2 separate regions of the Mus musculus genome follow, and region 2 is linked to region 1. The links are chromatin loops, found by intact Hi-C in ENCODE. Cell type or tissue: left cerebral cortex. All regions are shown on one strand. Links, peaks and the distances in the headings refer to the core of each region. The heading gives the core; the rest is flanking DNA.

Region 1 (5,379 bases), core at 210-5,209:
AGTGAAAAGAGGTGACCACATGGCCCAGCTGTGTATCTTCTCTTGGCCTGGGCCTAAGGGGTTTGGACAAAGCCCTCAGCCTCTCCTATGTCAAGGTCCTTTTGTGTAAAACAATGATAGACACACACCCAATTTATGCCATGAGTCGGTGTGAAAAGAGCTATTGAAATTACATAATGAGATGACTACTTTTTGTAAAATTTAAACACTGTAGTAAGATGACATTGATCATTTTAATGGCAGTGCCATCAATCACTCGAGTGGTGATTCAAATTGTGTAAGACAATCTGAGTACATACATATATATATATATATATATATATATATATATATATATATATATATATATGTTTTAAATTTAAATACATAGCAACATCCAATATGGGTATCAAAGACTAACATTACAAGTTAGTTTAATGATGTTAAGTAACATGTCAACATTTCTGAACTGAGGGGGCTCTCTGCCTGGAGCCCCGAGCAAGCAGAAAGTTCTGAGTTGCCCTAAGTTGATTCATTTTACAGCTCTCAGGAAGAACAAAGGCTCCGTTGGTAAAGTGTGCTTGCTGTGCACATATGAGGACCTGAGCATGGTCCCCAGCACCTACATTTAAAAGGAGCAGTAGTATTTATCTGCAATCCCAGCACTGGAGAAGCCAGCCCTGCTTGGAGAGTTCCAGGTCAGTGAGAGACTCCATCCTAAAACACAAGTGGATGCCTGAGAAATAATGCCTAGCACTGCCCTCCATTCTTCCTGTAGGTGCACACATCTTCTCTCTCTCTCTCTCTCTCTCTCTCTCTCTCTCTCTCTCTCTCTCTCTCTCTCTCCACACACACACACACACACACACACACACACTCAACATAGTTCCACTTTGGAAATGAGTGTAAAAGCTACCATGATGAATGCTTTTATGTGGAATCAAAGATAAGCAATTGCTACCCCCTGATTGAGGCGTGCACCTCTGGAAGGGAACATTGCTTCTAAATACTCAGTTTGACTCTACCAAAATCCTGGCTTTTTATTTTTTTTTTAATTACTCTTCTTATTTTTAAGATGGAGGCCAACTATGAATCCTGTGCTGGCCTGGAACTCAAAAGAGTGCCAGGGCTCAGCTTCCTGGTTGCTAAGGTTACAGGTGTGCATCACTCCCCAGGCCAGACCTTGGCTTTTAAGGACTTCTCTAGATGCAGAATTTATAAGCTTTGTTCTTGTATCACCTGGCAGTCAGAATACACATTATGTTCTGGAATGATCTACAAGGAACCTTGAGAGTAAAGAGCTCTATTTGTGCCTTAAATAAAAGGGACCACAATCTTTCTCTCCCTCCTCTCCCTCCTCTCCCTCCTCTCCCTCCTCTCCCTCCTCTCTCTCCTCTCCCTCCTCTCCCTCCTCTCCCTCCTCTTCCCTCCTCTCCCTCCTCTCCCTCCTCTCGCTCCTCTCGCTCCTCTCCCTCCTCTCCCTCCTCTCCCTCCTCTCCCTCCTCTCCCTCCTCTCCCTCCTCTCCCTCCTCTCCCTCCTCTTCCCTCCTCTCCCTCCTCTCCCTCCTCTCGCTCCTCTCGCTCCTCTCCCTCCTCTCCCTCCTCTCCCTCCTCTCCCTCCTCTCCCTCCTCTCCCCTCCTCTCCCTCCTCTCCCTCCTCTCGCTCCTCTCTGGGGTCAGCACAGGGTATCAGAGCCAGAGCCAGTCTACCCCTGAGTGAATGGCTCCTCCCAGCTCCATCAAGCCATGCATCACCAAAGCGAGTTGCTCCTCTAGTGATATATTAGTGTGACAATCTCGCAGGACACACCATTAATGTATTACTCAAAGGATGGCCCCACTTACGGAAGCAGGGTTCCAGGAAGCTCTTGGGCACCTCTGAAGGCAGCTGGAAGGCTTCCACAGAATCTAAAGTCAGCCAACAGGCATCCCACAACGGAAGCCACTTTCTTAGCAACAGAGAAGAATTCTGGCTGTACATTAAATATTCTGTCATCTTTGTAATAAATATCTAGCCTGGTTTGACCTTGGTGTCTTGGATAATTCTAATAAGATTCCATCTTGGTAAGCAGAGAGGACTATGGAATCTTGCTCTGTGATACTCTTTGGTCAGAAACCAGGCAAGACATCCTCTGTGTGTCTGTTTCTTAGGGGACTTACGGTGCAGAATACCTTAGAGATTTTCAATTCTTTGAAATAATTGAAATCACCTATAATTATAATCTCATTGGAGGCATACTTGTTCTTCTCATAACGATCCCATTGCTTCCACAGATCTATAAAAATAGATTTATTTCCTTCCCTGTCCCTTTTTCCTCGCAATGTTTCATGTTATTAAAAACAGAAGATTGCTTGTCAAATGTTTTATTCGCCACATGTGTGGGACCATCCATCATCCCTCGCCTCCTGCCTGCGCATGCGCACCTCCTCTGTAACTGCGCTCGCCTCATCAGGCTCTGTAGAAACGCTGCTAATTGGATGACTACATTCATAAAAGCTAATTAAAATGTAGCATTTACATCATAGTAACTGTACTTTCTAAAGAATAATAGGCGCATCCAGGTAAGTATAAAAGTCTACTCTACTAATTGTTCTCGGTGGATGTGATTGCTCTTTGGCAGGGTTGCGCTCCTCCGGGCAACAGTCACGAGGACAGTGGCATTTGTCATTGTTTGGCAATGAATTAAATCTGTTGTGAAGGAAGCCTAATGCAAGTGGTTGAGTTATGAAGGAGGCCAGCATGTTAATCCAACAGTTCCCATACTCCCATGGATGAAGCTGGTCTGCATGTATCTCTCCAAGCCTCCGTATCCTCCAGCACGAATATATGGACCAGATCCCTCTGAAAATGGGCAAACCCAGTGGGCCAGGCTAGGTTCCACCTGACACATAGGCTGTATCCTACATTCTTAGGAAAGTAGTTCAGGACAGGTGACCAGAAGAATAGGGCTTTAGACTGGTGCTATGGTTTGAATCCATGAGTCCCAATAAAATTCACGTAGGTAGTAAGGAGTAAGACCTTTAGATATTAATAAGTTATGAGCCATGCATCCCCCTTGGATAGATTAGTGTCCTAGTAAGGAGGCTCGTGGGCACTGGTCATGCCCTTTCCTCCACTTTCCAGCATGGCACCATCACTAAAGCAGTCTTCATCCAGCACCCAGGCTGCAGCCCTGAGCTTGGACTTCTAGCCTCCTGCGCTATAGGGAATGTATTTCTGGTATTTATATAAATTACCCTGTCTTGGGTATTTTGATACAAACAGACTAAGACCGGTGGTAACCTCAGATAATGTGTGAGTGTGGACTCCTGGAATGACTAGGTCATGCTCCAGTTGGCCTGCAGGGGGCGCACTATGGAACAGAAGCACAGCATTAGGGAAGCCATACCACATCAGGGAACCTTTGAACCTGGCTTCTTTTTCTTGGCTGCCTCAGTTTCTACTCCGTTTTCTTCTCTGCTTACAACAGATATCACAAGTCCTGGTGTGGCCAGCCTAGCCCCAGGCTCCTAGTCACACTGAAGCGTTGGCTAACCCAGAGCCGGGGAAGACACACAGGCCCCAGAGCCTCCGAGCTCTGCTCTCCACCTGTCTCAGCTCTTCAGGGAACCAGTGGTGGCGGCCATGAGACTGTGATGTTGAAGAGGTTATGGCTTAAATTACAAGAAGTGAGCCATGTACCACTCTGATAAAGGAAATTAAGCCATGCACGCTAAGACTAATTTATCTTGATGAAGCAAGATTTAACCCAGGAAAGTGAAGACAGTTCAGAGCAGGAAACGCAAATAGATTTTAAAATCTAATAGGAAAAGATCCACTTACATAGCGCGACCGTGTGGCGTAATAAATTGGCACAATCCTCAGGGAGAGTCATTTGTGATACGTGTTAAGAAGCCTAAGAATATACACGGGCTGCACCCACTAATCTCACTTCCCAGAATTCCCCTTCAGGGACACATTCTAGGGAGACACTGCGCTCGTCCGTTGCCACGTTCTCCCTCCTCAATGCTTTTATCCACATGCGGTAGCCTCAGTGTAAGTCTACAGCTGCTTTGCAGTGGAATAGATACTTCCCACTCTGCCTTGAGCACCTGCTCCAAACATATAATGGACTCAGAAGTTTCCATACAGGTGGGTGCCTGCCTACATACATACATACACACACACACAGAGAGAGAGAGAGAGAGAGAGAGAGAGAGAGAGAGAGAGAGAGAGAGAGAGAGAGAGAGAAACCAAGACTTCTAAAATGAAGCCCCAGCAACCCCTTCTTATTGGTCAGATTCAGGCCACAAAAACCCATCTTTGGGCTTTGCTTTTGCTGGGGGTGGTATTGTAGAGACGGGTGGGTAGCTAGGTTGGCTGACAACCAGCCTAGCCCTAGATTCAGTGTGAGACCCTATCTCAAATGAATGAGTTTTGCTGCCTTGCCTCCCGCATATTCAAGCCCGTCAATAACACGGTTCCTGTCTTGCTGCCCACACTGCTTCTATGCAGGGCTTTCCTCCCCTGTGCAGCCCATGGGACTGTCTCCTTTCCAGTCTTACTTCCCTCCAATGATAGCAGCATTCTGAAGCACACACATAGGTCCCTGTTCGACCTGATGATCCCACTTCTGTCTTCTGGTCCAGACCACATATGACATTCCAATTCTTGCGACGGCCCTAAGTTGCCTTTTTCAATCCCTTTCCTGTACTCATCTGCCAGGGCAGCCACAATTTCTAAACAATGGTGACTCATGGTCCTGGAACCCTGGAAGAACCTGGAAACCCAAGGCCAGGATACAAGCAGGGATGACCCATTCTGAAGGAAGGCACTGTGCTGGGCCTCTCTCCTTGACCTACAGGCTTTCTTCAAGTTCATCTTCACGTTCATGAGGACACCAGTCATTTTAGACAAGGAGATAGGGAGCCCACGTTACTGCAATATGGGCTTGTCCCAACTAATCACATCTACTCTATATAACTCTATTCCCAAATATGGTCATAGTCCCAGGTAATAGGCATTAAGGTGATTATTTGGGGTAGAAAGAAAGCTTGTTTGATATATATAACACTTCATCAAGTCATTTTATTTTACAGTCCTATGGAAGCTAGGATTGTAGCTTTCAGTAAAGCTCTTGTCTAGTTCCATCCCTGGTATCACATACATAAATGAACAAATAAACAAAACTGTATTAAGGGGCATATGGGCACACACATGCCTGGAATTCCAACCCCCAGGCATCTGAGGTTTCATGACCATGAATTCAAAGCTAGTCTGTATTATAGACAGAGACATTGTCTTTTTAGTAATAATAATAATAATAATAATAATAATAATAGCAATAATTTTTGTTTTTTTCCAGGGTTTCTCTGAGTGGCCTTGACTGTCCTGGAGCTTACTTTGGAGACCAGGCTGAT
Region 2 (5,379 bases), core at 73-5,072, 280 kb before region 1:
GTTGCTCTATAAGCAATATCACTCTATGGGTGACATTACTCTATAGGTGATATTATTCTGTAGGCAATACTGATAGCATAAACATTTCACCTGAGGCCCCAGCTCAGCTCCTGGGCATAGAGCTGCAGGGTAAAGTTCCATAGTGGAAGTGCAGAGCTGTCAAGGAAATATGTCTGCTGTAGTCATCCAGTGCATGTAGAACCTGCACCATCCTATCATATTAGGTGTCATAATTGGAGCAGGTTGAGGACCCTTCAGGGACATTCTCTATAGGATTGTAACAAGATCACAGCAAGCTGTTTATGGAGGACCTGAGTAAGTCCTGGTTCTTGGGCGTTTCAGCCTGCTGATCTCTGTAACATGGACCCCACAGAAACCATCCTGACTTTCTGCCCACTCTGGGAGTTCACAGGAACCCAAGGGTGGACTGAGTAGTTTGCTAAGTCACACTGAGTTTTCTTCCTCCACTGCCTTGCCTTTGTAACCTCTTGTCATGTGACATGGTCCTTCTCCGTTTCCCTCACTCAGCAGTCCAGTTTTTATGTTATGGAGGTTGGGCAGAAGTTGTCAGAAGACTTCCAATCCAGACGCCTAACAGTCCTATGACGTGGACATAGGATGAGCTCAGTGCTAAGAGTCTGAGTCTGTTGGAACAAGGAAGGGAGCATCCATGGATAATCTTAACCAATTTTTCTGTCTTTCTTCTCAAAAGCTCATGCTGAAAGATCCATTTGTCACTTGACCTAGACAGCCCAATAGCCAAACTAATGCCCGACAGGAAACAATGTGTTACCTATGAGAAAGAGAGTAATGAGCAGCCAAGGACCCCCGACATGGACAGCTTAGAGGGACACCATGGTTCTCCACTGGATGACAGGTTCTCTAGATCCTCTCTAGACCCAGCATTCACAAAGGAGATGACATGAGTTCTGTCTCATTTGCCAGCCTGCACTGTCCTGTTGGCTCCTCTAGGCATAGGCTACCATGCATGAGGCCCTGCACTCAGTCTGAAGTACTGCAAAAGAAGAGGAAAGAAAAGGAGAGCCTGAGGGACCAGTGTGCAATAGGGTGGCTCTTTCTTCCCTGATAAACTCTGGGTGCTGTCCCAGGCATCCCCAGCATCTCACTATGGTCCTGTAGTGACAGGGTCACTGGTTAGAATAGAAAGAACTGATCTCTGGCCCCAGGTATTATCCAGAGATAATCCACAGATTATCCTAACTGATGGATTGATGAGTCTTCTTGCCATTCCAATATTTTTGTTTTAATTTTTTTTGAGGTTTTGTTTTTTTGGTTTTGGTTTTTTGTTTTGTTTTGTTTTGTTTTCAATGACCATGGTTTATGTTTTATATGCTGACCTTGAACTTTGTACTTCTTTTTTAATTTTTATCATACTATTTTAATTATATAATAATTTTTATTGTTTGGGTGTGCTGTTTTATACATGTATGGGATTTTTGAAATATTCATCCCCACTGTTCCTGTTGCCCCCTCTTACTTCTGCTAACCCCCTTCTGCCTCCCCCCACTTTCATGCCCTTTTTTCTTTTTGGGGTTACAAAGTGAGTTTCATTAAGGCTCTTCCTGAAGCCTGGGTGAGGGTTATGTGCACCTTGCCCATAGTTGTATCCCTGAAGATGTTCCTTCCTCCTCTAGCAACCAAACTACATGTTCATGTTTAAGTATAGTCAGTGACACCTCTGAAGGGACAGAGGTTGACCTTGAACCTGGTCCTATCTCTTTCCATGTCATTTGCCATGACCCCCAGGAAGGAAGGAAAGATGAGCTTCAGGAAGAGTGAGGTTCTCCACAGCACCTCCTCGAGAGCCCCCAGTCTCAGGTGTGTGCCCAGACTTTTCTGTTCCGTCCCAGAGCGGTGAACTCTCTTGACAGCGTCTGTCATTATTCTCTAAACAAGATGAGCCCAGCAATGAGATTTCTGATTCAGGATACTGAGAAGGAAGCTAACTGAGCAGGAACACCCCCCCCCCCCAAAAAAAAATCTTCTTACTCACTAATGTGAACATATAACTAACACCCAAGTGTTTCAAAGCTTGCTTGTCAGCAACAAACATCAATTTGGGCATGAGAACAGGCAGGAGATCAAACGGAAGCCATGACCTTGGCCATGCTGGACCCTTCCTGCTGTGGGTCTTCAGGTTTCAGGCCTGCCTGCCAATGGCACTGTGCAGGCTGCCGCTCTCCAAACTCACAGCAGCCTGTCATGATTTCCCAGGATATACACATCCTCTTTTCCACATAGCTTCCTGTTTTCTTTTCTTTTTCTTTTTTTTTTCCAGTGGGCTCAGGTTTGGGAATATGTTGGCAGGCATATGCAGCCAGTTCTGCCAAGAAAATAAAAATAGAAGTCGGATCAGATGTGTTCCTCACCTTAGAATTAGTCACCTGTCACTCCACCAGTGCAGTCTGTGGGCTTTGGGGAGGGAGGGGTGTCTCACGCAGAGGTACCCAGCAGCCCCAGGGCACAGATCGGAGTCTCCTTGCTCAGTGTGGTTACAAATGCAGACCCAGGCGTGCTGGGTGGGACAGGGCAACTAACCCATTTCTTTGCAGAACCCAGCATGTCAAAGAGAAAATCAGAAGTGTACTCTTTCAAAAGAGAAGTGGAGAAAATGTGTTCTTTTACCGAACCCTCCAGTTATTTATGAGTGCAGCTTGGTGGCGGCCTACAGGGCCACCTCGTCTCCCTCTCTCCTGGTTCCTTCATCCATTTTTGTTTGTTACGTCCACCTCTCAGGAACCAGCGCATGCTCCCTGATGCCTTCTGACTGAAACAAAAAGATGCTCACGGCGAGACCTTTCTTTGGCCTTATTTGGCTTGGGCTATTTTTCGTGTGAGGATCTCTTTCCCTGTTATTTTTGGGGATGTGCAAACTGACTGCTTTTCATTAGACCCAGACACTACGCCATAGCTGGAGGTGATGAAAGGTTCTCCGTCCTGTGGTCCTTCTGTGTGCACAACTTTGTTACATTAAGACCCTGTGCAGTGGTCTGATTCTTGACCATCAGAAGTGTCAAGGCGAAAGCCTGCCTTTCAGAGGAAGCCAGGTGCGGCTCTCAGAGGACTTAGTGCTACATCCTGTCACGAGATTAGACACTCCAGGGAGGTCTTGGGGGTGCAGGGGTTAGAGAATACAACTAGGGGACCTAAGATACAATCTTTCACTTCGCACCATGGTTATTAGAGTCTCAGTTACTTTTCTGTTGCTGTGATAAAAGCACCATGTCCAAAAAAAAAAAAAAAGCAACTTACAGAAGAAAGGATCTATGTCATCCAGAGAGAGAGAGAGAGAGAGAGAGAGAGAGAGAGAGAGAGAGAGAGAGAGAGAGAGAGAGAGAGATCATACTGTAAAGGAGGCAAGGCAGCAGGCTGCTGGAGCTGGAAGCAGAGAAAGGAGACTGGAAGTAGAGCAAGGCTAGAGACTCTCAAGGCCTGCCCCCAGTGATGTACTTCCGCCATCAAGGCTGTACCTCCCGGAGGTTCCTTAACTTTCCCAGACACAGCTGCTGTCTAGGGACCAAGCCTTCAAAAAGCCGAGCTCTGGGAACACGTCTCATTCAAACCACCACAGTCATCTCGTGCTGCCTTTCTCTTCAAAGGAAAAGAAAGCCTTGACGCTCGTTGACCCACCTCCAGTTCCATCATTAGACTTCGGCCAGATGTGCGTCAGGAGAAGCCCAAAATCTGGATGTCTAAAAATAATTAAATTAATAAGAGCATCTGACAGCCCTGCCCAGCTTACTAACTCAAGGACTGTGGACTTGTGACAGTTCCATCCCCAGGGGTATCACAGCTCAAAGGTCTCAGGCTACTCCAGCCAGGTGTGCTTTCTGTACCCAAGGGAAGGGTGCTGATGCCTGGGGTTGCAGCTCTTATTTTCTTCTAGCTCAGTTTTCCAGTAGCTGCTCCAGCACCCTCTTGCTCTGCTTTGTATGTTCCTCCCAGCTTGGAACAATAAAAGCCGAGAGTGACAGACAGAACTTTATGACACTGAAATTACAGTTGATGAACAACTTGCTGTCACGATCTCCTGCTTCTCTGAAGCATTGGCTCTGACATCTTTTAGGCATAATACAAGGAAAATGTCACCTGAGAAATTGAATATAATGGCATTTTCAGGGGACCACTTTGCGGCGCTTGCACGCCTCTCAGAAGTGTTAAGCATTAAGGGAAATGGGCAGAATCACACCATTGTCGCTTCAGACAAGATAGTATCTATTTAGCAAAGGTTGAAAATTCGGATTCTAATTAAATTCAGGTTCCTTATCAGAGATTACATTTTGGTACCTGTGTCCACTCTATTAAAAACATCTTTTGGCTTATGAGGACACTCTACTTTCTTAGGTATGGTTATTTATAATAGACACATTCACTTAATGATTCTCTTGACAGAAATCTGCATTTGTTGAGCTATAAAGAAAACCAGATTCTGTGTTGTGTTTCCCGATTGTGTCGAAGTATTAGTAAGATTAATTAACTCCAGATCAGCTGCTAGTGTTAATAAGAAAATGTCACAAATAATTCAGTCAGGCGTATCATTTCTCATGCACCCTCCTGTTATGTGCTGGAATGAGACAGTGCTGGTTAGAGTGCAGAGGCTTGAAGAGAAAGGGGGCATTCTGCAATGAAGGATGAGAGACAGCTGCCCGGGAGCACCACTCTTGCCTCATCATGCCCCTTCAGGAGGCTAGTGTATTAGTCAGTGTTCTAAGGGAACAGAGCTGAGAGAGAGAGAGAGAGAGAGAGAGAGAGAGAGAGAGAGAGAGAGAGAGAGAGAGAGAGAGAGAGAGAATATGAATGAATGAATGAATGAATGAATGTGTTAGTTAGTTAGAATGGCTAACAGGCTGTGGTCCAGGTAGTCCTACAATGGCTATCTCATGACATAAAGGCCAAGAATCCCATAGTTTTTCACTCTATGAAACTAGGTGTCTAAACAGTCCCATAGGTTGTGCTGGCATCCCAGGGAGGACCTAGAGAGCTATTGGTCTTCAGTCTATGTTGGAATCCCAAAGAAGTAGGTTCTAATCCCAGCAGAGGAATGCCCCAGCCACAGGATGGATGAACTTGCCAGCAAGAGTGAGGGCAGGCAGGCAAAGGCAAAGGCTTCCTCCTTAGGCGTCCTTTTATCTAGGCTGCCAGAATGAGGTGTAGCCCAGACTTAGGCTGGGTCTTCCTTCCTCTAATAATCCAATTAAAAAAAAAATCCATTGCAGATATTCCCAACTGCTTGAGTTTGTAGTTGATTCCAGATGTTGTTGGTTGACAACAGAGATTAATCATCACAGCCTGCTTGCCTCTGTGTAGAAAGGCTCCTAGAAGCCTCACTTCTGCACACGAGCAGGGGCATGAACTAGG

The links. Peaks named below come from ENCODE experiments on the same cell type or tissue, not always from the same donor. Only the 100,000 strongest peaks of a DNase experiment are listed, where the experiment ranks them.
Region 2: it touches region 1 in a loop (2.3-fold over the local background); 4 of 42 quality-filtered maps call a loop at or near these places.

Annotation. Positions count from the first base shown.
Region 1 is chr7:135,373,814-135,379,192 of GRCm38, forward strand. No RefSeq gene overlaps it. Among named protein-coding and RNA genes, the nearest start is that of Gm36062, 23 kb to the right of the region's middle. In left cerebral cortex, for the core only: a CTCF peak has its summit at 3,317 (motif pointing right); a DNase peak (open chromatin) is centred at 3,878.
Region 2 is chr7:135,091,914-135,097,292 of GRCm38, forward strand. The region is part of intron 32 of Dock1 (dedicator of cytokinesis 1); the gene reads left to right. Among named protein-coding and RNA genes, the nearest start is that of Gm24581, 37 kb to the right of the region's middle. In left cerebral cortex, for the core only: no CTCF peak of the experiment used is centred there; a DNase peak (open chromatin) is centred at 2,363.